Regions from separate parts of the Mus musculus genome. Here regions 1, 2, 3, 4 and 5 are each linked to region 6. The links are chromatin loops, found by intact Hi-C in ENCODE. Cell type or tissue: heart. All regions are shown on one strand. Region 1 overlaps Lpar5 (lysophosphatidic acid receptor 5). Region 2 holds the start of Zfp384 (zinc finger protein 384). Region 3 has its middle 2.8 kb from the start of Cops7a. Region 4 overlaps Zfp384 (zinc finger protein 384). Region 5 overlaps Ing4 (inhibitor of growth family, member 4). Region 6 overlaps Lag3 (lymphocyte-activation gene 3).

The links. Hi-C counts contacts between places; a loop is a spot of excess contacts. Peaks named below come from ENCODE experiments on the same cell type or tissue, not always from the same donor. Only the 100,000 strongest peaks of a DNase experiment are listed, where the experiment ranks them.
Region 1: a loop joins it to region 6, with 7 times the contacts of the local background. A loop is called at or near these places in 15 of 42 quality-filtered maps.
Region 2: it touches region 6 in a loop (4-fold over the local background); 9 of 42 quality-filtered maps call a loop at or near these places.
Region 3: it touches region 6 in a loop (6-fold over the local background); 7 of 42 quality-filtered maps call a loop at or near these places.
Region 4: a loop joins it to region 6, with 2.6 times the contacts of the local background. A loop is called at or near these places in 8 of 42 quality-filtered maps.
Region 5: a loop joins it to region 6, with 9 times the contacts of the local background. A loop is called at or near these places in 8 of 42 quality-filtered maps.

The regions. Positions count from the first base shown.
Region 1 is chr6:125,080,365-125,084,364 of GRCm38, forward strand. It overlaps Lpar5 (lysophosphatidic acid receptor 5), which reads left to right. Exons shown (of 2, transcript NM_001163269.2): 2 at 773-3,680. The coding sequence starts at 990. The coding sequence ends at 2,108. Among named protein-coding and RNA genes, the nearest start is that of Chd4, 14 kb to the right of the region's middle. In heart, a CTCF peak has its summit at 1,641; a DNase peak (open chromatin) is centred at 1,627; H3K4me3 peaks cover 1,025 bases; H3K27ac peaks cover 1,353 bases.
Region 2 is chr6:125,006,773-125,010,772 of GRCm38, forward strand. It overlaps Zfp384 (zinc finger protein 384), which reads left to right and starts at 2,466. Exons shown (of 12, transcript NM_001372420.1): 1 at 2,466-2,727; 2 at 3,609-3,668. 4930557K07Rik (RIKEN cDNA 4930557K07 gene) reads right to left here. Exons shown (of 4, transcript NR_130997.1): 4 at 3,404-3,622. In heart, no CTCF peak of the experiment used is centred here; DNase peaks (open chromatin) are centred at 2,129 and 2,899; H3K4me3 peaks cover 2,665 bases; H3K27ac peaks cover 2,460 bases.
Region 3 is chr6:124,966,354-124,970,353 of GRCm38, forward strand. It overlaps a transcript of Cops7a not described here. Among named protein-coding and RNA genes, the nearest start is that of Cops7a, 2.8 kb to the left of the region's middle. In heart, CTCF peaks have their summits at 582 (motif pointing left) and 1,632 (motif pointing left); no DNase peak of the experiment used is centred here; H3K4me3 peaks cover 444 bases; H3K27ac peaks cover 59 bases.
Region 4 is chr6:125,028,315-125,032,314 of GRCm38, forward strand. Zfp384 (zinc finger protein 384) reads left to right here. Exons shown (of 12, transcript NM_001372420.1): 8 at 2,484-2,708; 9 at 3,357-3,539. 4930557K07Rik (RIKEN cDNA 4930557K07 gene) reads right to left here. Exons shown (of 4, transcript NR_130997.1): 2 at 814-844. Among named protein-coding and RNA genes, the nearest start is that of Ing4, 9.5 kb to the right of the region's middle. In heart, a CTCF peak has its summit at 2,415 (motif pointing left); no DNase peak of the experiment used is centred here.
Region 5 is chr6:125,040,938-125,044,937 of GRCm38, forward strand. Ing4 (inhibitor of growth family, member 4) reads left to right here. Exons shown (of 8, transcript NM_133345.2): 2 at 3,017-3,088. The region is part of intron 1 of 4930557K07Rik (RIKEN cDNA 4930557K07 gene); the gene reads right to left. Among named protein-coding and RNA genes, the nearest start is that of Ing4, 3.1 kb to the left of the region's middle. In heart, a CTCF peak has its summit at 2,028 (motif pointing right); no DNase peak of the experiment used is centred here; H3K4me3 peaks cover 90 bases.
Region 6 is chr6:124,901,679-124,905,678 of GRCm38, forward strand. Lag3 (lymphocyte-activation gene 3) reads right to left here. Exons shown (of 8, transcript NM_008479.2): 6 at 3,578-3,814; 7 at 3,160-3,290; 8 at 2,681-2,922. The coding sequence ends at 2,764. Among named protein-coding and RNA genes, the nearest start is that of Lag3, 8.0 kb to the right of the region's middle. In heart, CTCF peaks have their summits at 2,054 (motif pointing right), 2,638 and 2,837; DNase peaks (open chromatin) are centred at 2,093, 2,633 and 3,713; H3K4me3 peaks cover 1,852 bases; H3K27ac peaks cover 2,022 bases.

The DNA.
Region 1 (4,000 bases), 180 kb after region 6:
GTGACTTGGAATCACACCGGTGGTACATTCTCATTTTATAGGTGAGGAGATGGTTAGGTCACTCAAGCTGAATGTAGCTGGGTCTCTCTGAGCAAACCCAGCCCACAAGGGAGAAGGTGAATGGGATGAACCGGACTGGATGATATTGTCCTGGACTTGCGCTCTGAACTTTATTCCTTAGATAAGGTCGCAGACTCACTCCAGGCAGAGAGAGGAAGTGCTCTACCGCCTTCCCCAGTCAGACCTATTTGCGGTGAATGTTGTTAATTTTCCTCTAATGGAATGTGAAGCCGGTGGGTGGGACAAGGCCTTTGTTTTGATTCTGACTGTGGACAGGCTAGAACCTTCTAAGGAGTCAGTAAACATTTATGGGAAGGCAGGCAGGCGGATTATAAGAACAGCAATTGAAGCATCTTCATCGTAATGTCCAAACAATGTCTTTAAATATATGTGAACTCAAACACCTTCACACACACCTAGATAAGGAAAATGAAATTCAGAGCAAATCTTCTGAGGCCACAAAGGTAGGCAAGTGGCAAAGCCAAGACTCATGCATATAGCCTGCCGGGGACCCTTGACTGCATGCAGGACCTGGGCATGACAATGTAGGATAGAGAGGAACTATAAAATGCCTGCTTGTTATGGATGGTGAAAGATGGCCTGAAGAGCCTTTGAGGCCAAGAAAGGACTCAAGAGGCCAGTGGTCAGCCAAGTGTTTAGGCTACGGTTCTGTTTCTCATAGCTTTACTTTTGGCTTGCCTTCCCACTCCAGGTCTCCACTGCTGAAGAAGTTGCAGCACCAAGGGCTTCCAGCCTTGGCCAGTCATCTGCCCCTGAGGTCACAGCCCACGTGCCCATGTCTTGCTTCTGCTTGCCTGGGGACAGAGTCTGTATTGCCACCAGGCTACCACCCTGGAGGTGAAAGTCATGCTCTGACCTTGTTGTTCCCTACGATGCCTCAGACTAATTTCTCTTCCCACCTGGACATGATGTTTGCCAATTCTTCAGCCAACACGACTTCTACCAACAGCTCTGTGCTCCAGTGCCCTGACTATCGAGATACACATCGTTTGCATATGGTGGTCTACAGCCTGGTATTGGCGACTGGTCTCCCTCTCAACGCTCTGGCTCTCTGGGTCTTCCTGCGTGTACTGCGCGTACACTCAGTGGTGAGCGTGTACATGTGCAACCTGGCAGCCAGCGACTTGCTCTTCACCCTGTCACTTCCCCTGCGCCTCTCCTACTATGCACAGCACCACTGGCCTTTTCCAGGCTTCCTGTGCCAGACGTCGGGCGCCATCTTCCAGATGAACATGTACGGCAGCTGTCTCTTTCTGATGCTCATCAACGTGGACCGCTATGCGGCCATCGTGCACCCGCTGAGACTGCGCCACCTACGGCGGCCCCGTGTGGCACGGCGGCTCTGCCTGGGCGTGTGGGCTCTCATCCTGCTGTTCGCTGTGCCCGCCGCCCGCGTGCACAGCCCGTCCCACTGCACGTACAAGAACATCACTGTGCGCCTGTGCTTCGAGAGCTTCAGCGATGAACTGTGGAAGGGCAGGCTGCTGCCGCTCCTGCTGCTGGCCGAGATACTAGGCTTTCTGCTGCCCCTGGCGGCTGTCGTCTATTCGTCTGGCAGAGTCTTCTGGACACTGGCGAGGCCCGACGCCACTCAGAGCCAACGGCGACGGAAGACCGTGCGCCTCCTGCTGGCCAATCTCATCATCTTCCTGCTGTGCTTCGTGCCCTATAACTCCACGCTGGCTGTATATGGGTTGCTACGGGCCAACTTGGTGAAGAACAGTATTCAGGACCGCGATCAGGTGCGCGGGGTGCTGATGATAATGGTGCTGCTGGCCGGCGCCAACTGCGTGCTGGATCCACTGGTTTACTACTTCAGTGCCGAGGGTTTCCGTAACACCCTTCGCAACCTGGGCGCCCCGCTGAATACCAGGCCTTTGGCTACCAATGGGGCTGCAGGCGTGCTCACCGAACTACCCTCAGAAAGCACCCAAAACACTGGGCAGGATGCCACAAGTCAGGTTCTACTCCAGCCTGCCACTCTGGGTACACCCCCGGACAACTGCTCCCAGGATTCGGCTCTCTGAGAGGACGCAGTCTAAGTGAACGTAGACTTGTGCCTCCCTCAGAGGCTTAGGGTGTACATTTGAGGGAGGTGGGCTGGGTACTTGGACTTTGAAACAACTCCAGCTCTAGTGTGCAGAAGGGAACAAGTGTGTAAGCAAGGAAAAGAAGAGTGCCACTGCTGACAGCTTTAGCTTCTGATTATCACACAGAGAAACCCTGCTCCAGTATGTAGGAAGCCAAGCAGTGAGCATGCGCATGGCTAAGAGCTGGTACATGGAGCAGAAGAGAGATCTCCTAGGTCGTCAGTCTGAGAGCTAAAGATCTGGTGACCTTGGTGAATCAACTACACAGACGCTCATCTGTCATCTTCAAAAATAAAACTCTGGGCTGGTGGTGGAACCGAGAACCCACAGCCCGCACATGCTGGGCCAGTACATTCCCACTGTATTGTATCCCAGCCTTACCTGCTGGCTTTTGTGTTTACTCAAGGGTGATGGCCACTGTGTCACCAGCCCTGGCTTCCCTGTTCAGATGGGAGGTATAACACAAAGGTTTATTTGCTATGGACCAAATAGTTCTGACCCATTTCCCAACTTGTAACAATTTCGACTTGACACCTGGCATGTGGTGGCTGGGGCAGGGCAGAGCCATGCTTGGAGTCCCTCTCACTTGCTAGTTCTTGGTTCCTTTTCTAAGTCATCCTTTTCCCTTCTGCAGCTCTCGGGGCCTCTTCCATCCTGGATCTTTAATATTCAGTCTCACTTCCCTCTCTTTCCCACCCCGTTCCTTCTCCTCACCCCGCCCCCTTATATAGTACATAGCAGAGTCTGGCCTTGAACTCTTTTTGTTTTGTTCTGTTTTCAAGGCAAGAGTCCCACTATGTAGTTCTTGATGTCCTGGAACTCATTCTGTACACTAGGCTGGCCTTGAACTAACACACAGAGATCTGCTGGCCTCTGCCTCCTAAATGCTGGGATTAAAGCTGTCTGCCACTAAGACAGACTTTGGTCTTTTTGTTGTCTTTTTGTTTTGTTTTTGTTTTTTCAAGACTGGGTTGGGATTTGTCTGTGTAATAACCTGGTTATCCAGAAACTCACTGGTGTAGACCAGGCTGGCTTCAAACTCACAGAGGTCCACCTGCCTCTGCCTCTGCCTCCTGAGTGCTGAGAGTAGAGGTGCGCCCAGCATGCTGGTGAGCCTCCGGTTTCAGCATTTCATACATGCTGGGGTTACAAGCCCAGCTGCAGTCAGTATTTTATGAAATTTGTATCTTTTGAAAACCGCTCTCTCTACATGGCCACCACACTTTGCTTCTCTGTCTCTTAACTCATTCTCTCTATCCCCCATCCTGGGCCTCCTCCCTCTCCCTCCCTTCCCTCGATCCTCTCCTCCCTCCCCCTCCCTCTTCTCTTCCCTCTCCTCCTCTGACCTTTACCATTTTTGCAGTCAAACGTCAGTCCTCAAACTGTTTGGTCTCAAATCCCTTTGTGCAAGGAACGAGGGAGCCGACAGAGCTTTTGTTCTTTCCTTTTCTTATGATGCTCACCATGTTATTAATTAAAGCTGACATGTTTCTGAGACATGGAAATACAGAAGCACACATTCCATTTATCTGTGAGAGCGGGAATGTCATCACATTCCATGAAACCCCTGGAAGCTTCCCTCTACACCCGGGAGAGGATGAACACGGACGGACACGGGGCATGCTAGCATTTAAATATAGTCTTGACCTCAGGATTCCTCAAAGAGCCAGTCTCTGGATCACACTTTGAGATTGTTTATTCTAAGGTATTAGAGTTCACATCTAACTTCCTCTAGGTTGGCACTGATCACCCTGCTCATTGTGGTCCTTAAGGTTCTCTGGAGGACACAAATACTCAGGGCCAGGCGGAATGTTTCTGGAGAACCGTGT
Region 2 (4,000 bases), 110 kb after region 6:
TGCCACCAGGCACCTGCAGAACAAAGGAAATTACTAACAGTCACAGTCTTAAGAGAGGTAGGGGGTCTCAGAGCCTAGCAGATTAGTGAAGGTAGCAGATAGGATGTAAAGAAGGCATTTTTGAGCTGGGTGGTTGTGGCTCATGCCTTTAATCCCAGCACTTGGGAGGCAGATTTCTGAGTTCGAGGCTACCCTGGTCTACAGAGTGAGTTCCAGGACAGCCAGGGCTACACAGAGAAACTCTGTCTTGAAAAACCAAAACCAAATAATAATAATAATAAATTTTTTTAAATTAAAAAAAAGAAGGCATTTATGAAGTTAGTCCCATTGCCCCATCCTACCTTGGGGCTGTTACATGCTAGCAGTTTAGCAGCTTAGGGAAGGCCCGAGATAGAAGGAAGCTGAGCTCTACAGGGTCAGCATCTGTGACTTTACACATATATTATTTCAGTATGTGAATCAGATTCCTGACAATCTTTTTTTTTTTTTTAAATCTATGAGCTTTCTGTTTATTGTAAACGGGATTAAATAAAGTCAGTCATGGGTCAAGAGGAAGAACAAGAGACCAGTTGACAGGGAGTGAAGGTAGGAAAGGGAGATAAGGTAGACAGATAGAGACACATAGGAAGTCCTGACAATCTTAGTAGGGATTCAGATATATAAATTAATTAAAGTTAACAGTAAAAGCAATAGACTAAGAGATCTCAAAAATCCTACTACTTAGGAGGTGGAGGAAAGTGGATCAAGGGTTCAAGGCCAGTTTTAAATACACCAAAGTAAGCTCCGGTCTCGAAGACAGAGACATAGCTGGGTCACGGGAGGCAGAGGCAGACAGATGGGTCTCTGAGTTCAAGGGCAGCTTGGTCTGCAGGGAGAGTTTCAGGATAGCCAAGGCTACACACACACAAAAAAAACCCTGTCTCAAAAACAAACAAACAAACGACAAAAACACAGTAAATGCTATGAAAAATTAAAAAAACCCTTTGGGTTGCAGCAATCAGGGAGTTTCCTGCAATAGTTTATAATGTTCATTTACGTATCAAACGTTTACTGGAATGCTTAACAAATTCTGGGATCTGGTGATACCATCGGGAGCAATTCAAAGTCCTTGCCCTTATGGAGCTGGGCAACAACACCAGGTGAGCTGTAAACAACAGCAGGTACGCTGAATGTTGTACTTAGAATTAAAACCCGGTAAGAAGATAAGAGATGTGGGTGTTGGCAAAAAGAAAAGACCAAAGTGAAAAGAGTAACGGAGTGGTCAGAGGAAGACCGATTGAACTTTGATAGCACCGATCCCGAAACCTCAAACAACTATGGGCCTTCTTACCTTTCTTGAATATTCAAAGAAATTAGTTTCCCCCACTCTAGCTCAGCAAAAAGACATTCGGGAAGATCCAAGAAAAAAGGGTAACGTCCTACAACAACCTAGTCCATTAAGAAATGAGCTGTGACTCCCGTCTTTTTAAGATTCCGCATGGTCGGACTGGAGAGATGGCTCAGTGGTTAAGAGCATCGACTGCTCTGCCAGAGGTCCTGAGTTCAATTCCCAGCGATCATGGCTCACAACCATCTGTAATGGGATCCAATGCCCTCTCCTAGTGTGTCTGAAGACAGCTTCAGTGTACTCAAATAAATAAAAAAATAAATAAATCTTTGCCGGGCGTGGTGGCGCACGCCTTTAACCCCAGGCAGAGGCAGGGGGATTTTTGAGTTCGAGGCCAGCCTGGTCTACAAAGTGAGTTCCAGGCCAGCCAGGGCTATACAGAGAAACCCTGTCTCGAAAAATAAATCAAAAAGGATTCCGCATGGTGAAGAGTTGGCTCAGCTGGCCGCTCCTCCAGAGGACCGGAGGTTCGGTTCCCAGATCGCACACAGTGAAGCTGGAAGCAGGTAGCGGTAACTCCTGTACACACACGGCATGCATAGGCACAGATAAACGCACATAAAAGTAAAGCAAATCTAGAAAAAGAGGGGCGATCTAAACTGTCTTTAGTGTCTTGATGCATAATTCATGAACCCGTCTAGCTTCCATCCTCCCACTTCCCCAGAGGTCTCTTCCGGAAGCCCGGGAACGCTCTCCTGATGCTCAGCTTCAGCCCTTTAACACACGCTGCCTTCACGTCCGGTTTGGGCGTCACATCCACCGAGCGCTCCACCGGTCCCCGGGTAAGGAGCTACTTCCGCCCTTACGTGTCGTAACTTCTGCCCTCAAGATGTCCGAGCCCTAACAGCACCGGATGTGCTCGAGCGGCTCTCGGAAGTGACTCGGACTCTGACCTGTTTCCCCCCCCTTTCCTTTCCTGCTGCCGCCCTCCCCCCGCTACTTTCCTCCCCCCCCCCGTTTTCGTTTCCGGCTCTCCCGCCTTCTCCGAGAAACGACTGCACATTGAAGCTGTTGGGGGGGGTGGGGGGGGAGTGGGCGTGGAGGACTCGGGGTTCCCGGGAGCACGAGCCGCAGCACCACTTCCGGGTGAGTGTCCAGGAGGGCGGGGGCCCCCCCACACCTCGCCTCGCGCCCCCGCCCTGCGGGTGTCTCGCGCGCCGCCCGGCCGAGCGTCGGGGTCCGTCTGGCGCCTGCGGTGCATGCCGGCGAGCCCCGCCTCGCGGTTCCGAGCCCGCGCCCCGCGGGTCCTCCCGCTCCCTCGGCTCCTTCCTTCCCCGGTGACCGCCGCCCCTCCCGCGCGCTGGCTCTGGCGCTGGCGTCGCCGCCGCCGCCGCCGCCTGGTGAGTGTCGCGCCGCTGCAGTCGGTGCGCGCCGCTGCCCCTCGCTCCTCCCCCCCCCCCTTTACCTCGGGCGAGTGGGGAGGGGGGGGTCCACGATGGGACTGTGAGTGCGACTGTCCCGGAACCGGAAGTGGCGGCGGTGGAGGAGCGGGCGCTGAGGAGGAATGGGGGGGGTTTAGGGGGCGGGTGCCTGTCTAGTGGGTGGCAGAGTTCAGCTCCCTGGAGGGGTGAAGGAGGGACGTCCCAGAGACCGGTCTTTGAGGAAGGAGTGGGACTTGACATCGGGAGGAAGGACCGGGTTCGGTGTCTCGGGGGAGCGAAGGTTTTAGGGGGACAGCTGGGAGCCTCCAGTATATAGACCACTGAAGGTTGAAGGAAGTACTTCTTGGCACAAGGCCTTGGGTAGGAAGGGGGCGAAGTCCTAGCTGAAGTGTGTGTGTTGGGGGGTTGGGGGGGCGAGGCTAGAGGAAGTGGCTGGGCCCGAACTTGGCACTGTGCCTGACACAGGGCTAGGGCATCCCCCCTACCCTCAGCTTTGCTTTCTAAAGCCACTTCCCAGGAGCAGGGACCTTCCTTCACCTCTGACTCCTGGTTCCCTGTAGCCCTGGGGGGAACGAAGAATTAAGTGTCTGAGCCCAGGAGTGGAACCCAAATGCTGCTAATAGAATTCATCTTAGTTTTGGGGAACTGGCTTTATTTCCCTTATGTACACTTAGTGGGTGTCACTCAACGCCTGTGACTCTAGCCCTTCCATCCTTGGATTGTTGGTTGGGGAAGCTGTCCGCTTTCCAAATTGCTGACAGTCAACTTGTGAGGCTCTCCACAGTTCTCTGGTGGCCTTTACATACTGGCCTCTGTAACCTAGACAATTTTGTTTCCAGAAAGTTCAGGAGCCCTGGAAAGGAGAAGGAATAAGACGACAGGAGGAAGAGAGAGAGAGGGTAAGACAATCTTGGTTTAATGATTTGGGGAGAGATGGGGTCATCTCAAATGGTTTTTCTTTTTTTTTTTTCCTTTACAGTGTGATAGAATTATTGAAGTAACCAACACCAGCGCTTGCAGAGAGAGAGATAAAAGCCTTTTCTTATTGTTTCCCATAGTACCCAGGAGGTTTTTGTGTAAAAAATTGGTAGTTTCTTTGTTACCCTTTCATGGCCACTGGTACTCAACAGGAATAAAATGTGAAATACTCAGGTGAAGCCACTAAATGGGCTTACATTTTGTCAGAGATGTATTCTGCTGTGGAGACACAGGGACTCTGATTACAGTATAG
Region 3 (4,000 bases), 65 kb after region 6:
GAGAGACCCTATCTCCCAAATATCATGGTGGTACACACCTTTAATTAGGTGGATTTCTGAGTTGGATCATCCGCCACTAAATAGACCAGGTTTCAAAATGAAACAAAACAAAAATCCTTACAGAAACCATATAAGGAGGAAATTAAGGTAAAGCCAGGTTTACTGTTAGATGATTTGTAATCCTATCACTCAGTAGGCTGAGGCAGGAGAATTGGACCTTCAAGGGCTGAGTTCTGGAACTAACCTGTAGGACAAAGAAATATGGATAGGGTCCAAGTGCATACCTGTCTGATTCCGTCGCTTCCTTCGAGGGATGGTGGTGCATGCTTGTGGTCTAGCACTTGGGAGGCTAAGTCAGGAGTATCTTAGGCCCAAAGGCCATGTGAGCTGCATAGTTCCAGGCTGAGAGTGGGAGAGAGAGAAGAGTTAGAAAACAAGGCAATGAATGGGCTGGAGAGATGGCTCAGCAGTTTAGAACACTGGCTGCTCTTTCAGAGGTCCTGAGTTCAAATCCCAGCACCTACATGGTGGCTCAAAAATCATCTCTAATGAGAACTGGTGCCCCCTTCTGGTCTGCAGGCATGCATGCAGGCGGAACACTACACATAATAAATCATTTGCTTTCTGTCACCATGTGGAAACACCAGCCAAAGCCAAGGCTTTCACATCCTGATCACCGTCCATCCTGGTGGGAAGTCTGGGCAGAGCACGAGGGATGCGATGACTGACTTGCTCTCTAGGGCTCACACTAAACACCTTACACCTCCAGGACTACTTGCCTGGTAGTGTCACCCACAATGCACTGAGCCTCCCACACCAATCATTAATCAAGAAAATAACTACAGGGCTGCGGAGGTGACTCAGCATTTAAGAACATTTGTTGCTCTTGCAAAGGACCTGGTTCGATTCCCAGCTCCCACAGTAATCTAGCTTCGGGGCATTGAATGGGTTATTAGGCACCAGCGATGCACATGGTGCACGTGAGTATTTGCAGGCAAAACACTCAAAAACATAGTTTTTAGAAAAGAAAATAAGTCCATAGATCTACCTACAGGCAATATAATGGGCTCATTTTCTCAACTGAAGTTCCGCGTTTAAGATGACTCTAGCCTTTGTCAACTTGACCAGACATTTTTTTTTTCCTTTTTTTGAGACGGGATCTCACTATATAGCTATATATCATGGACTGTCCTGGAACTCACTGTGTAGAGTGAGCTATCCTCTAACTCACCAAAGGCTGCCTACCTCAGCCTTCCAGGTGTTGGGATTAAAGTTGTGCAACACCACACCTGAGTATAATCAAGATTTTTAAACCACTATTGATAGCTCACAGAGAGAAGCAGGAAGATCAACCAGAGACTATTACAGGTGTTCAGGTGAGCAATGAAGTTGACTTGGACCAAGCAGAAACAGTGGGAATGAGTTGTCGGACTTCAGTGAACATTATTTGCAAGTGGGTTAGATGCAAGGCATGAACAGAAGAGTTTTAAGAGTGACATCATAGGGGCTGGAGAGATGGTTCAGTGGTTACAAGCACTGGCTGTTCTTACAGAGGTCCTGGCTTCTGTTGCCAACACCCACAAAATGGCTCAACTGTCAAACTCCAATTCCAGAGGGTTCTGATGCCCTCTTCTGGTCTCCACGGGCACTGCATGTGATGTACACATACTTGAAGGAAAAAAAAAATAAACTTTATTAGTTTGTTTTTTATTACAGGGTTTCTCAACTGTTTTAAGACAGGTTTCCGGGTGGCTGTCCTGGCACTCAATCTGTAGACCAGGCTGGCCTGGAACGGACATAGATAAGCCTGTTTCTGCCTCTTGTGCTGAGACTAAATCTGTGTACTACCACACCCAACTTAAAGTCTTAAAAAGAAAATGACAAGTTGTGTATGGTGGCACATGCATTTAATCCCAGTACTCCAGGGAGGCAGAGGCAGGAGGATCTTTGTGAGTTCAGTGCCAACCTAGTCTACAGAGTGAGTTACAGGACAGTGAGAGCTACACAGAAACCATCTGTTGGGGGGCAGGGTGGGGGAAAGGAAGGAAGGAAGAAAGAAAATGATATTACAGCCAGGAGTAGTAGCATATGAGGGTCATGTGTTTAAGGCTAGCCTGGGTTACATAAGAAGATCCTTCCTTGGGAAAAAAATTGAGCAAAGGAAAATAACCTGAAGTTGTACAAAGCTCTTAAAGTGTACATCACAGGCTGGAAAGGTGGCTCAGCCATTAAAGGCTAGTCTGGTAACTAAAAAGGCAGAGTGCCAGTCATTTCAATTTCACATAACATTTCCAGAAAGTTCGAAAAGAAAGAATGCTTATTCTATGAGGCCAGAGCTATGTTTTGATAAAACCAGTCAAAGACAAAATGAGATTGGAAACTATAGGTCAGCATCACAAACTGACACTGAAATCATCAGCAAAATATTTGCAAACCAAATCCCAAAGTGTGGGAAACTGACTGTATCAGGACTCTCTTGAAGTCAGACACGATGGCTCATGTCTGTCACGCCAACATTTAAGATGTCAGAGCAGGATGATGGTTCTAAGTGCAAGCCCAGTGTAGGTTACAGCATGAGATGCAGTCTCAAACCCAAAGAAATAGAGAAGGCCAGATGTGTGTGTTACACTCCCGTTTGTATGTGTGTGGGCACATAGGTACTGCAATGCATGTGTACAGGTTAGATGACAACTTCAGTAGTTGGTTCTCTCCTTCCACCGTGTACGTCCTGGGTACTAGACTCATGTCATCAGGCCTTTACCCCCTGAGCCTTCTCACTGATCCCCAAGATGTTCCCAAAGAGGACCAAGATGTAAACACTAGCTTTATCAGATACCAAGACATGTACTGTGACTCACACAAGACCATAGATGCAGCTCTGTGCTATAGGCCACATGCTTAACTTAGGTCAGAACCTAGATTCAGTCTACAGTACAGAAAGAAGGCATAGTATTGATATACTTATAGACAGATGGGCCACTAGACCATAATAGCCCAGAAACAGACTCACACACATAAACAACTTGATTTGTGACTGCACCTTGGAGCAGGAAAGAAAGCATATACATTTTGCTGACTCTGAGAACTGGATATATATGAAGAAGGAGATAAGACTGATTCTTTACTGCTGGCCCTGGGGTCTGAGGGCTGAACAAATGGGGTGGTCTACAATCTGGTGCTGCAGACAACCTTATTTCAGATTCAGTGTATTTATATACATGAATGTAACGAAGCAATTATCCAGGAAAGGTTGGTTGAGTTCAGAAAAACATGGTCAGACAAACATGTAAATAAACACCAGTGAGCACACACAAAATATTAACAGTGCAGCCCTTTCCCAGAGCTTTCTCAGGACAGACCAACTTAAACACAATTGCCAGTCACATATTATAGATTATATCTGGGAAAGCATGAAAGTGAGGCAGGAGGCCATGTCCAGATCCAGGGAACACTAAGAACAGCACTCAGCAAGTCCTTTCACCAGACTGAGTGCCACAGCTATATTCTGAGAGGCAACAAGAATAAGCTTGTCTTGTAAGTTGAATGTAAATGTTTGTCACAGAAGGCACAAAATCGTGCCCAAGGACAATCCAGGGCACACAGTGAATCTGAGGTACAAGATATTTGGCCTTTTCCCCTGGTGCCTCTTTTCACAGCTCCCCAAGGTGTGGTTCAGCACGGTCATTCCTTTGACTGCTCTGATACCAGTACTACAGAGTAAACGTAAAAGGCTCGAGAGCAGATTACCTAGAATATATCCACGAATTCAAGACGGAGACATATTTAGTTCTGGTTTGAGGCAAGTCATCTCTACAGTCCTGCCTTACCTCTCTCGATCTCTTCCTCTGTGTTTGGGTTATAGTCTGGGATATAAACTAGGTGAGAAGTACTTAATACTCATTCTAACTGTAAGATGAAAAAATTGATACATTTGGCAACAGTTGTTCTTCAAAAGACAGGCCACCAGAAAGGGATATGGGTCAGTTGTAAGAGTGCTTGC
Region 4 (4,000 bases), 130 kb after region 6:
TTTGGGAGCTTTTGGGTTCATTTTTATAGAATTAGAATACCTTCAAGATTATTTTGAGTAGAAACAAAAGGTGCTTAATTAAAAGCACCCACCTACCCTGTCCCTGGCAATAGCAGCAGCAGTTGTGGTTGTCATGACAACCATCTGACCATCGTCATGTCATTGTACCCTAGGATCTTTGAGACTGTTGCCAGACTTCTGTTTTCTGTTTTGAGACAGGCTCTCAGGCAGCCCAGGCTGGCTTGAACTCCTGCTTGTCTTGTCCCCCACTTCTTGGGTACTGGGACTATAGGCATGTGCCACTGTACCTAGCTTGCCATTCTGTTTTCAGTTAAGTTTTTCATATTCTTCTCTAATTAAAGCTTTGTTGAAGATTTCTTTCTGGTTTCTTAACACTGGGTCTCTCACTGTAGAGCAAGCTGGACTACAAGCCCATCATAGTCCTCAGTCTAGGATTACTTTCTTTTTATAATTAACTTTCATTCTCAAGGTGGTAGGATTTAAATTAAAATGTGTGTCGGAGCTGAGGCTACAATTCAGTAGTAGAGCACTTTCCTGGTATGTGGCAAGGCCTAGGTTTGAGCCCCAGCAATGTAAAAACATTTCTTTGTAAACAATGAACATGTTCTACCTGGACTGAGAAATTAGTTATCAAAGGAACTTCACAACATTAATTCAGTGTCATACAAGTAGCATTGTGTCCAGTTTCTGACCTCAGTCTTTGTAAAATGCTTGTATCATTATTGGCTCACCTATCATCAATACTGAGGCTGCTAGCAATAATGCTGTTTTATTAATAAATATTTAGCTTACCTTTGATGGTCATGGGTGCTTGCTGGCTCTCCTAGAAGCAAAAATTAATGTCATTTTAAAGATGAGATGATTGAGGTCTAGGCTATAGTGGGTAACCTATAACTGAATTCCATTGGACTAGGGCTCAGGTATCTAGACTCCTGTTGACTGTTTACTTTGGACCACGCTGATCTCTACTGTGGTGTTTGGATGTCTCAGTCACTGATAAACTAACCGGGAGTCAGGAGTTTGCTTCAGAGTTACAAAGTGTGTAGAGAATGAAGACTGGTTATCAAGTTACTAGGATTTTAGTGAACTCATTAATATAGAGGCCACAGCAAATGATACTATTTTCTCAAAGGGAACTTGTTCTTTCTAGTCTTGATCTTAGCTATTTTCAAAAATTACAAAATGAAAAGGACACAGGAATCATCCCATACCCTTTGATGTCCAATTTACAAAGATGGCTCAATTTGGAGAGAGGCCTCCTTATTTCATATTGTTGGCTGGTATGAAAGTAGGAAGGATCCACTGGTTCAGGTGACCAGCAAATGTGTACTCAGGTGCTGTGGATGTCATCTAGGAGGTCCAGTATTGGCTTTGTGTGTTAACAAAAGAAAAGGTTTAGCATAGCACAACATTGCTTTTCAATCCTTTTTTCTTGTTAAGACTTAAGGATTATAATCCACTTCTAACAGTGACCTTGGCCTGTTTCAGAACTGGCTCTCACTTGATTGGCTTGAGGCAAGGGCAAAAGATGAATGGAGCATCAGGGACATAGAGGCCGAGAAGGGCTGAGAAAGCCCCCCAAGTAACTCTGGTACTTCCCATCACCATTTCTTTAGCAGTTGCTAGGAGAAGGAAGCAGGGGAAATCCCTGAAGACAGTTATCGGAGATGGACGCTCTCATCTAGTCAGCTTTCCTTCAGTAGTGCACAGGAGAGTTGAATACTAAGCGGGAAATGGACATGGAGAAGGAATAGGAATTCATTGTAGAAATTTGGAAACTTAACTGGCCTAATAAAATCTTCATCAGAGGTTCTCAAACTGTGAGTCACCTCTCCTTTGGAGGTCAAACAACCCTTTCACAGGGGTCACTGAGACTATCGGAAAACACAGATAGTTACATTATGATTCATTACGGTAGCAAAGTTAAGGTTATGAAGGAGCAAAGAAATAATTTTGTGGTTGGGGGGGGTCACCACAACATGAGGGAGTGTATAAAAGGTCACAGCATTGGGAAGGTTGATCTGTAGTCACTCAGCTCATAATATTTTTCTGCTTCATTTTGTATACTTAGGGTATGTAGTCATTTACCAAACATTTATTGGGTATTTCTGAGTCCTGGGCACTGTGTCTGTCAGCTTAGGCAATAAAGAGAAATAAGAGGCTGGGCTTGGTGGCACATAGCTATTATAATTGCAGCATTTGGGAGGTAAGAAACAAGAGTATTATGAGTTCAAGGCCAGCTTGAGCTACATGAGACCCTTTCTTTAAATAGAAAAGAGAAAGTTTCTAGAGCTTCCCCGTGTAGTTGGAACAGGAGATGAGCTCAGCTAGGTGGGCTTCTCTGGGCAGGGCTGAGGGGCTCAGCAGCGCCTCCTGCTGGGCAGGCTCTAATGCTGGCAGGGCTGAGAGGCTCAGCAGCGCCTCCTGCTGGGCAGGCTCTAACATTGCGCTTGCTTGGCCAGGTGCCGGATGTGCTCCCTGACCTTCTACTCCAAGTCGGAGATGCAGATCCACTCCAAGTCACACACCGAGACCAAGCCCCACAAGTGCCCGCACTGCTCCAAGACCTTCGCCAACAGCTCCTACCTGGCCCAGCACATCCGGATCCACTCAGGGGCCAAGCCCTATAGTTGTAACTTCTGTGAGAAATCCTTCCGCCAGCTCTCACATCTGCAGCAGCACACCCGGTAAGGCTGCCTTACCCCTACCGAGGTACAAAACCTCCAAGGCCGTGAGGCCTGTGCCAACCGTTCTCTCCTTTGCCTTTTGAAATCTTACTTTTGTTATTTTCTGAAAATTAAACTCTGTATCCTAGCAGTGTGTATGGTGGGGGGGCCTTGAAAATTGTGATTTCCAATCCCCAGTTCTGGAACGATTTTTGTGGTTTCTTTCTGTGTCTGTTTGGAAATCTTCTACAGAGCAGACCCTGCTTTTACTATATGCTTCAGTTCAGAGCCATGGTGTGCATTCAACTTCAGGTCCATGGGGAACAGGCGGTATTGGCCTATGTTCAAATTGCTATTTGGAAACAGGGTAACTGTGGTGAGTGTGTAACCTTAGGAAAAGGCCGAGGGTTGACAAGACAGTGTTGTAAGGTTACCAAGAGCCATGGGTTACAGTCTTCATCATCTCACTGCCATTCTAGCACCGACTTGCAGTCAGCAGCAACCTAGACATGGGTGTCCTCTTCATTAGCCTCTGCAGCCGGAGCTTTATTGGGAGGAGGGAGGGGGTGCTCTCATCCGTCAAGCAACATCATTTCACCCAGCAGAGAGCTGAGCCCATGGTGTCGAACTGCTTCCTCCTCCCCCCTTCCCTCCTCTCCTCTCCGGCAGGATTCACTCCAAGATGCACACGGAGACCATCAAGCCCCACAAGTGCCCGCACTGCTCCAAGACCTTCGCCAACACCTCCTACCTGGCTCAGCACCTCCGTATCCACTCAGGGGCCAAGCCCTACAACTGCTCCTACTGCCAGAAGGCCTTCCGCCAGCTCTCCCACCTCCAGCAGCACACACGGTAAGGGAGAGGGGCGGGCTCTTGATCCCGCCCCGCTGGCATGCCCTCCCCACCCCCGCCCCGGAGACACACAACCACCCGCATGCGGGGGGGCGGGGGAGAGACCTGGCTGGAGGTGAGACCTGGCTGGAGGAGGCTATAACTGGCAACAGAGAGAAAAGAAGTGGATGCCAAGAGAGTCTTTCTGGAGCACACAGTGTATTGAAAAGACACAGTGATTGTGTGATACTTTCCTGATTGATTAAAGACAGACAAACTTGGAACAAAGATGACTGTTTCCTTCGTTTTCCTCCTTGAAAATACCAAGCACACTTCTTACCAGATTTCTTCTCTGGTGCCTCAGGGCACCAGTTATAAATGGAAGATATAATCAGATGTAAGCTGGCACCAGCTTGGATACACTCAACTACAGCAAGCAAGATTCCACGGGATGCCAAGAGAAGAGCACAAAAGGAAACATG
Region 5 (4,000 bases), 140 kb after region 6:
ATTCAATCTGACAGTGAGATTATTCAGGAAAAAACTTCAGACAGTAAAAAAGACACTGAGCTCAAGAAAGCAGCATTTAAAGGATAAGATGTAGTGGTTCACGCCTTTAATTCCAGCACTCGGGAGGCAGAGGCAGGCGGATTTCTGAGTTCAAGGCCAGTCTAGTCTACAAAGTGAGTTCCAGGACAGCCAAGGCTACACAGAGAAACCCTGTCTCGGGAGAAAAAAAAATGTCGATGCTGGCAATACCAGAAGGCCTCTGACCTAGTATTCACTGCTAGGAGGAAGTAAGTTACTTGAACGAGAAGGTGGTGCCGACTGCCTCGGGAAAGATGAGTCATCTGATTTGGTAATCTGTTGTGACTAGTAATCCTAGTGAACTGCTGTCACAGACTTAAGAAGCCCCCTCTTGTTTTGTCTTTTCAGACAGTGTCTGATTTAGCCCAGGTTGACCTTGAACTCCAGGCCCTCCTTCTATCTCCACAGTGCTATTGATTATAAGCACCAAGCCATATTCAGTACAAACATTTTTTTACATTTGAGTTCGACTTACAGAAACACAAGTTTGGGTAGCACATACCTTTAATCCCAGCACTTGGAAAGATCTCTGAGTTTGAGACCAGCCTGGTATTATAAGGTGAGATCTCGGCCCGCCATGGCTACATAATGAAAGCCTGTCTTTATGTTTATATAGGAGATGACACTAGACCACTTGCCTAACAAGGGGCAGCCCCTGGGATTGAAGTTCAGTCTGCCCCACCACAGGGAGCGAGAGAGTGAGGTTAAGCTCTGTAGAGAAAATTTGCTTTTGTGGAGAAGCTTAACTAATAATACGTTTATTCAATTATTTATTTGACACTTTCTAAACATGAGGGGAATTTAAAATTTGATCCAGGCATGTGTCTCCTGGAAGGTTAGGGAGACATACCCAAAGTAACTATTAGTTATTTCGTTATGGTTGGATAAATACTAAAAATACTGGCTAGACTATCTCTTTTTTTTGTTTTTTTTTCATTTTGGTTTTTTTCGAGACAGGGTTTCTCTGTGTAGGCCTGGCTGTCCTGGAACTCTTTGTAGACCAGGCTGGCCTCGAACTCAGAAAACCGCCTGCCTCTGCCTCCCGAGTGTTGGGATGAAAGGCATGCGCCACCAAACCCGGCTCTAGCTAGACTATCTTGACAGCCTGTCTATGTAAGGCATTTGTCCGAGTCTGGGAAAGTCCGGTTCTGAAACTGCACTTTGAAGAATGAGAAGAAGTGGAGTGGGGGAAGCAGGTACTGTGTGGGTGGGATGAGGAAGCCAGGACTCCTGGAAAGTTGCTGACAAGTGTGAGGCGCTTAGAAGGCCAGTGTGTTATCAGAGAGAGCAAGAAGATGGCAAGGCTGAGTGAGCTAAGCCAGATAGGAAGTGTGGAACACAGCCTTAAGTTACTGGACGGTTACAGAACGCATGATGAGTGCTAAAGTTGAGAGCAAAGAAGATGGAGGTTGAAGCTAAAAGAGAGAAAGCTGGTTTATAGAATAAGGTCACCAAATAAGAAGAGGTTAGGAGGCTTGCAGAGACAGGAGGCTAGCTGAAAAAGAGGTTTCCCCTTTTGAGAAAGGGTGAATGAATCCTGTCACAAATAAATCCCTCATTTCAGGCTGGGCATGGAGCTCAGTTGGTAGAATGACTGCCTGGCATGCAAGGGCCCTGAGGTTTGATCCCCAACACTGTATACAGCTGGCATAGGACTATTAACACTGGACTATTAGGAGCCAACACATGACAAGAATCAGAATTTTATTGTTGGTCATCGTTGGCTACAAAGCAAGTTTGAGGCCAGCCTGGCCTACAGAGACCCTGTCCAAAAAAAAAAAAAAAAAAAAAAAACTTAAAAAAAGAAACAAACAAACAAAAGCAAGAAAAAACTCCAGTTTCAGATGAGGGGAAAACTGAATCACACTCCATTTTATATATATATGCATATATATTTTTTTTTAAGTTTTTTGTATTATTATACATAAGTACACTGTAGCTGTCTTCAGACGCACCAGAAGAGGGCATCAGATCTCATTAGGGATGGCTGTGAGCCACCATGTGGTTGCTGGGATTTGAACTCAGGACCTTTGGAAGAGCAGTCGGTGCTCTTAACCATTGAGCCATCTCTCCAGCCCCCCTTTTTTTTTTCAAAATACTGAATTGCACTTTAGAAAAGTATTTTTTTAAAGATTTATTTATTATATATATTTGAATATATATATATATTATTACTTATTATATGTAAGTACACTGTAGCTGTCTTCAGACACTCCAGAAGAGGGCGTCAGATCTTGTTACAGATGGTTGTGAGCCACCATGTGGTTGCTGGGATTTGAACTCCAGACCTTCGGAAGAGCAGTCGGGTGCTCTTACCCACTGAGCCATCTCACCAGCCCTAGAAAAGTATTTTAGTTAATTATTTTTTATTACCTATCCATCAATCATGGGAATGGGTATGTATGTGTGTGTATGCATGAATGCATGTCCCCTTGTAACTCAGAAACATTGTATCCCCAGAGCTGGAGCTATAGGGACTTGTAAGCCACTCAGTCTGGGTGCAGGGAACCAAACTCTGGACTCTGGAAGAACAGCCAGTGCTCCTGTCTGCCGAGCATCTCTGCAGCCCCTGAACTTTACTTTTGTCTATTTTCCTATTCTTTGTTTTGTCTTTTAAAACAATTATCTTATGTAACTAGGTGGCTCCAGATTCCCTATGTGGCCGAGCCTGACTTGAGTCATAATTCCCCTGCCTCTTCCTTTTGTTTCCAGCCTGAACTTCATTTTCAAAGGAGCCTTCAGTCGGCTAGGGTTGTAGATCAGGGGCAGCACGCTTGCCTAGCATACGCAAAGCCCTGGGTTCTATCCACAGCATCGCAGAAACAGTAAACAAAAGGTTAAATAGAAAGATGGCCGCAGCAAGCTGAGGTCTAGCTTAGTGGTAGAGCACTTGCCACAACTTAGGTGTACTGCAGTAACTATTTCTGTCTCTTCCCAGGTATTGAAAACCTCCCGTTTGAATTACAGAGAAACTTTCAGCTCATGAGGGACCTAGACCAAAGGACAGAGGGTACGTACAGAATAATAGGCTTTTCTTGATCACTGTGTGGTTTCCTGCTTTCTGCTACCGTACCATCTGGTGAACTGTGACTTACTTGGGGGAGGGAGGTGTGTATGCACGTATGTATGTATGTATGAATGTTCTGCCCATATGTATATCTATGTATCATGTGTGTGCCTGGTACACAGAGACCAGAAGACAGTATCAGATCTCCTGGAACTGGAGCTATAAAGATGGTTGTGAGCCACCATGTGGGTACTGGGCTCCAAACCCAGGTCCTCTGCAAGAAAACAGCCAGTGTTCTTAACCACTGAGCCATCTCTCCACCTTGACTTTCATGGACTCCTTAAAAGAAGATAATGGCCATCCTTTTCTACTTTTCCATATCAAATGAAGGATTGAGATAATACCTCAAGAATTCAGTGATGCTGAGCTGGCGAAACAGTTCAGTGGGTAAAGGTGTTTGCTACCAGGCCTGATGCCCTGAGTTTGATCCCCAGGACCCACACAGTAGAAGGAGAGAACCTCCCAGAAGTTGGTCCTGTGACCACAACCTGTGGGCCATTGTACACGTTCATCCACACACATACAAACTATGCACAAAATAAACAAGGTTCAGGGGTGTTACAGTTTTTGTACCTCTTTCCTCAAGACTAGAAGATACGAAGCCTAGACGTTGCTCCTGGTTTTGTTTTTTGCTTTTGCGTGAACGCAAGGTATGCCTCATTGCAGTGTTTGCTATCACCAAATCCACAGCACTTGAGGCTACATACGCCTGCATGGATGGCTGCTGGCAACTTTGCCAAGAAGCTATTACAAAGAAAGGGCAGGGCATGGTAGCATAGGCAGGTAGATCTTGGTGAGTTCGAGGCCAGCCTGTTGTACATATTGAGTTTCAGGCCAGCAAGGGCTATATGGTGG
Region 6 (4,000 bases):
AACAAAAAAACAAAAACAAAAACAAAAAACAAAACACCCAAACAAACAGCCACTTGGGAACACAACTAGCGAATTAACCCAACTCGCAGAGATCTAACAAGGACACACACTGCAAGGAAGGGCTAGAAGTTATCCTGCTGGCAAGAGGGTGGGGCTCTGTATGAACTATGCACTGTTCAACACAAGCTGCCAACCCCTCTGTCTTGTGTTCTGTGCCACTGGCCTCACACATCTTCTATGAGAGACAGAAGACCAAGGTGGTCTTCTACTCTGCCTCTGTTCCCTTCATGAAAGAGTGTGGGGAAGTCCCTGCAGGAGCCTTGGTGAGCCTGTGACTTCTCTCACAAACCCAAAGGGCATGGGTTATTATCTAGTGCAAAGGAAAAAATGCCACCCACAAAACTTTCCAGGAAATCCTTGCCTTGTGAAAACATGGTGGCCTCCCCTGAGGCCATGGAAAGAAGGCCTGAGGCAGGGCCTCAGCAGAGGTCTCTGCAGAACACACTGTGCCTCAGTCAAAGGGGTAGGACCTGAGACCTTGCACTGTGATGAAGGTGGAGCCTGGACCCTTGCTGTTTGTCAGGGAGCTGTAGCTCTGCACAGGGGAGCAAATTAGTGACCCCAAGAGGAAGGGAGCCTGAAGGAGTCTCACGGTGGCATACACACAGCTGTGACAAACACCCTACACTGGTACCTGAGCATAAACAGGAGGTTGAAGATCTCCATCTCTATGGAGACAGAGGGGACAGAGACTTGGGGACAGAGAATGAAAAGTGACACCATTATTTTGTGCTGGGAGTCCCCAAAGCCTGAATACCCAGCCATTTAAGGCAATCTGATGTTCTGAGGTTTGGGGTTCAGGGCTGGGACTCTTGGGTTGTCACAGGTGGAAACCCAGTGGCCCTGGAAGAGGGATCAGAGACAGGCGCACTGTAAAGCAATATCCTAAAGGGTCTTTGGAAGTCACCTAACTTTTATACGGGTGCCGGGGAGCTGAACTCAGGTCCTCCGGCTTGCGAAGCATGTGCTGAGCCATCTCCTCATCATTATGATGATGGTGATGGTGATGATGGTGATGGTGATGGTGATGATGGTGATGGTGATGGTGATGATGGTGTGTGTGCATGGTGTTATATGTGAGTGGGTCCCATGGCATGCATGTTCAGAGAACAACGTTGTTGAACTGGTGGTTGCTTTCTTTCGCCTTTACCTGTATCCCAGGTGTCGGTGAATCAGGTCACCAAGCTTACGTGGCATGCCTCTTTACCCTCTGCTCCATCCCACTGGCCTAGTAATTAAAATAATGTTTGTTTTTGAGATAGGGTCTCTCTGTGTAGCCTTGGCTGTCGTAGAACTCACTAGGTTGATCAGGCTGGCCTCAAACTCACAGAGATCTTCCTGCCTCTACCTCCCGAGTGTTGGGAGCCCCTATGGCATGCCCCACCGTATAATTTATTTCCAAGTCAGGATCTGATGTCGCCTAAGCTGGCCTCAAACTTACTAAGTTGGTGACTTTTCCATGTGCTGGAATTACAAGCAGGCACCTCCATATTCAGTTTTTACTTTTAAAAGATGGGGGTCTCACTATGTTACCCATGTTTGTCCAGTACTCCTGGACCCAGGGGCATCCTCCTGCCTCCCGCTCCTGGCCATTGTCCCACTTAATAGATTAGAAAACAAATGTTTAAAGAGATTTGTAACATCCTCATCAACGGTAATAGAAAGAGAATCCAGGACTTAGGACTCTCACAGGCAATACACAGAAGTCCTGGTGGCTTGTTTTCCTCCCTGCCTATGGTCTTTGTTTACAGCCCTCTCCTTTGTCTTACTGGGATTATAACCTTGCCAGTACCAGGGCTGTATTTCCTGAAGCTTGTATTATTTAGTCCCTCTCCTGCGGGGTACATCAGACACGTGACAGATGCTGGGAGCACATTCGAGGCTGCACACCCAGAATGCATATGTAAATGAAGCACCTGCATCCTTGCTCCACCTAGCCTACTGCAGTGTTAGGCATCCTGGCTGTGGCAGTTGGTCCAGTGACCTCCTCTGGGGGCGTGGCGAGCGGTGACCACTAGGTGGCAGTGTGTTGTCATGCCTGGGGCCAGAAAAGTCACCCACGGATGACAAACATGGGGGATGGGGCAGAGGTAACAACGTCAGCTGGTTATCCAGAAAGATTAGGAGGCTCCCATCTTCTGGATTTCACATGGGTGGTGTGAGCCCGCGAGCGTGTGGTGTGTGTGTGTGTGTGTGTGCGCGCGCGCGTGCACGCGCGCGATCGCCTGCCAGTGCTTTCCTTCTCTGTAGCCAGGGGTCTGAGCACAAGTACTGAAGTGCAGCTGAGCTAGGTGTGGGCCAAAGGGACCGAATATAAAGGAGACCAGGAGAGTCAGCACAATGTGGGTACAAGATGGGGAAAGGATTACGGAGGTCAGAAGTGAGGGCTCTTTGGAGCTTTCAGGGGGCGGGGGGAAGGAGGCGGAGAGGAACGGATTACTTAACAGAAAGGGGACAACAGTGGAAGAAACAAAGAGGCAAGCAACAGAAAAGGGAATGAGGAGAAAGATTGGCTGGAGAAAGTAGGTTGGGAGGCTGAAGTGAGAGAAGGGAGCCCCTAGTGGCTGGGAGAAACAGGAACCTTTCCAGACCCAGACAAGAAAGACAGACTCCAGCTTGCTGATGCTGCTGACAGGGAGTTTATTCGGGCGGGCGGGCGGGCGGGCGGAGCTGCTGAGACCTGCTGGCTGCCTCGGCTCCAGGTCAGAGCTGCCTGGGCTCTGGCTCCAGCTGTGGCTCCGGCTCGGGCTCCGGCTCCTGTCCCATCTCCGTCTCCAGTTCTCGCTCCAGCTCCTCTATCTTCCTCTGAGCCGGAAATGGCTGAATCCCATGTTCTAAGGCAGAAAATCTTCTCAGTAGCAACTGTGGGGGGGAAAGACAGAAAGGACAATGGAGAACAAAGAAGATAATCACGGAGCTCCACTTCTGTCTTTCCAGGCTTCTCCATTTGGCCCAGGGCCGCCTTTCAGCACCTTTAAGCTTCCCAGCTACAAGGTGTTCCCAGTAGAGGGACTCTGGGAGCAAATTCCGAACCCAGTATGGTTCTCTTTCTTGCGGAAGGGGAAGCGGTCCCACACAGCACTCTGAGGTCTGTCTCACCTGTTTTCTCCACCAGTGAAAGCCAAAGGCCCCGGCCACCAAAAGGAACAGGGAGAGGGCACCAAGGATGAGAACGAGAACGAGATGGCCTCCTTTAAGGTCACCTGAGATTCTCCTAGCACTGTGGGCGCCTGTGAAGAAAGCACTGGGTTAGATCCGGGGTTGGAGATGGGAAAGGATACCTTGCTACACCCTCATCCATTACAGATACAATGAGGCCAGAGAGTTTAAGGGCCTTGTCCAGGATCATTCAGCTAACTAATGACAGAAATAGGTCAGGCCTAGAGAGCTGGAAGTCAGGTCCCCGATGGAAGGGGAGGGGGGGAGGAGGTGGGGTTAGGAGATAGGCGCGGGGTGGGGGTGGGGGTGGGGGGTGGGGTGGGGAGGCTTGGAAGGCTTCTGAGTTGGGATGCCAAACCTGAGCTAGACTCTGCGGCGTACACTGTCGCTCCAAGAAGCCTCTGGCCCTCGTACAGCTGACACTGCCATCGCTCAGCAAGGAGCCTGGCCTCCTGAATCTCCAGCACAGGGCCCGGGCAACTCCTGGACAGATTGTTCAGGGGACGCCACACAAATCTTTCCTTTCCAGATGCCGGGGTTACCTCACACAACAGCTTCCCCCGGGAGCCAGGTAACCCGAAGGATTTGGGAGTCACTGAAAAATCAGAGGGGAGAGATCTCATGGGAGCCTCGACCCCTTAGCTGTCATCAGTGTTACAATCCTCTCATTACCTAACCCTCACTGGGATCAGGCTGGGAAAACCTCAGGGGCAGAGGTCATAGGACACTGACCTTGAACTTCCTATGTAGCCAAGCATAACCTTGAACTCCTGATCCTCCT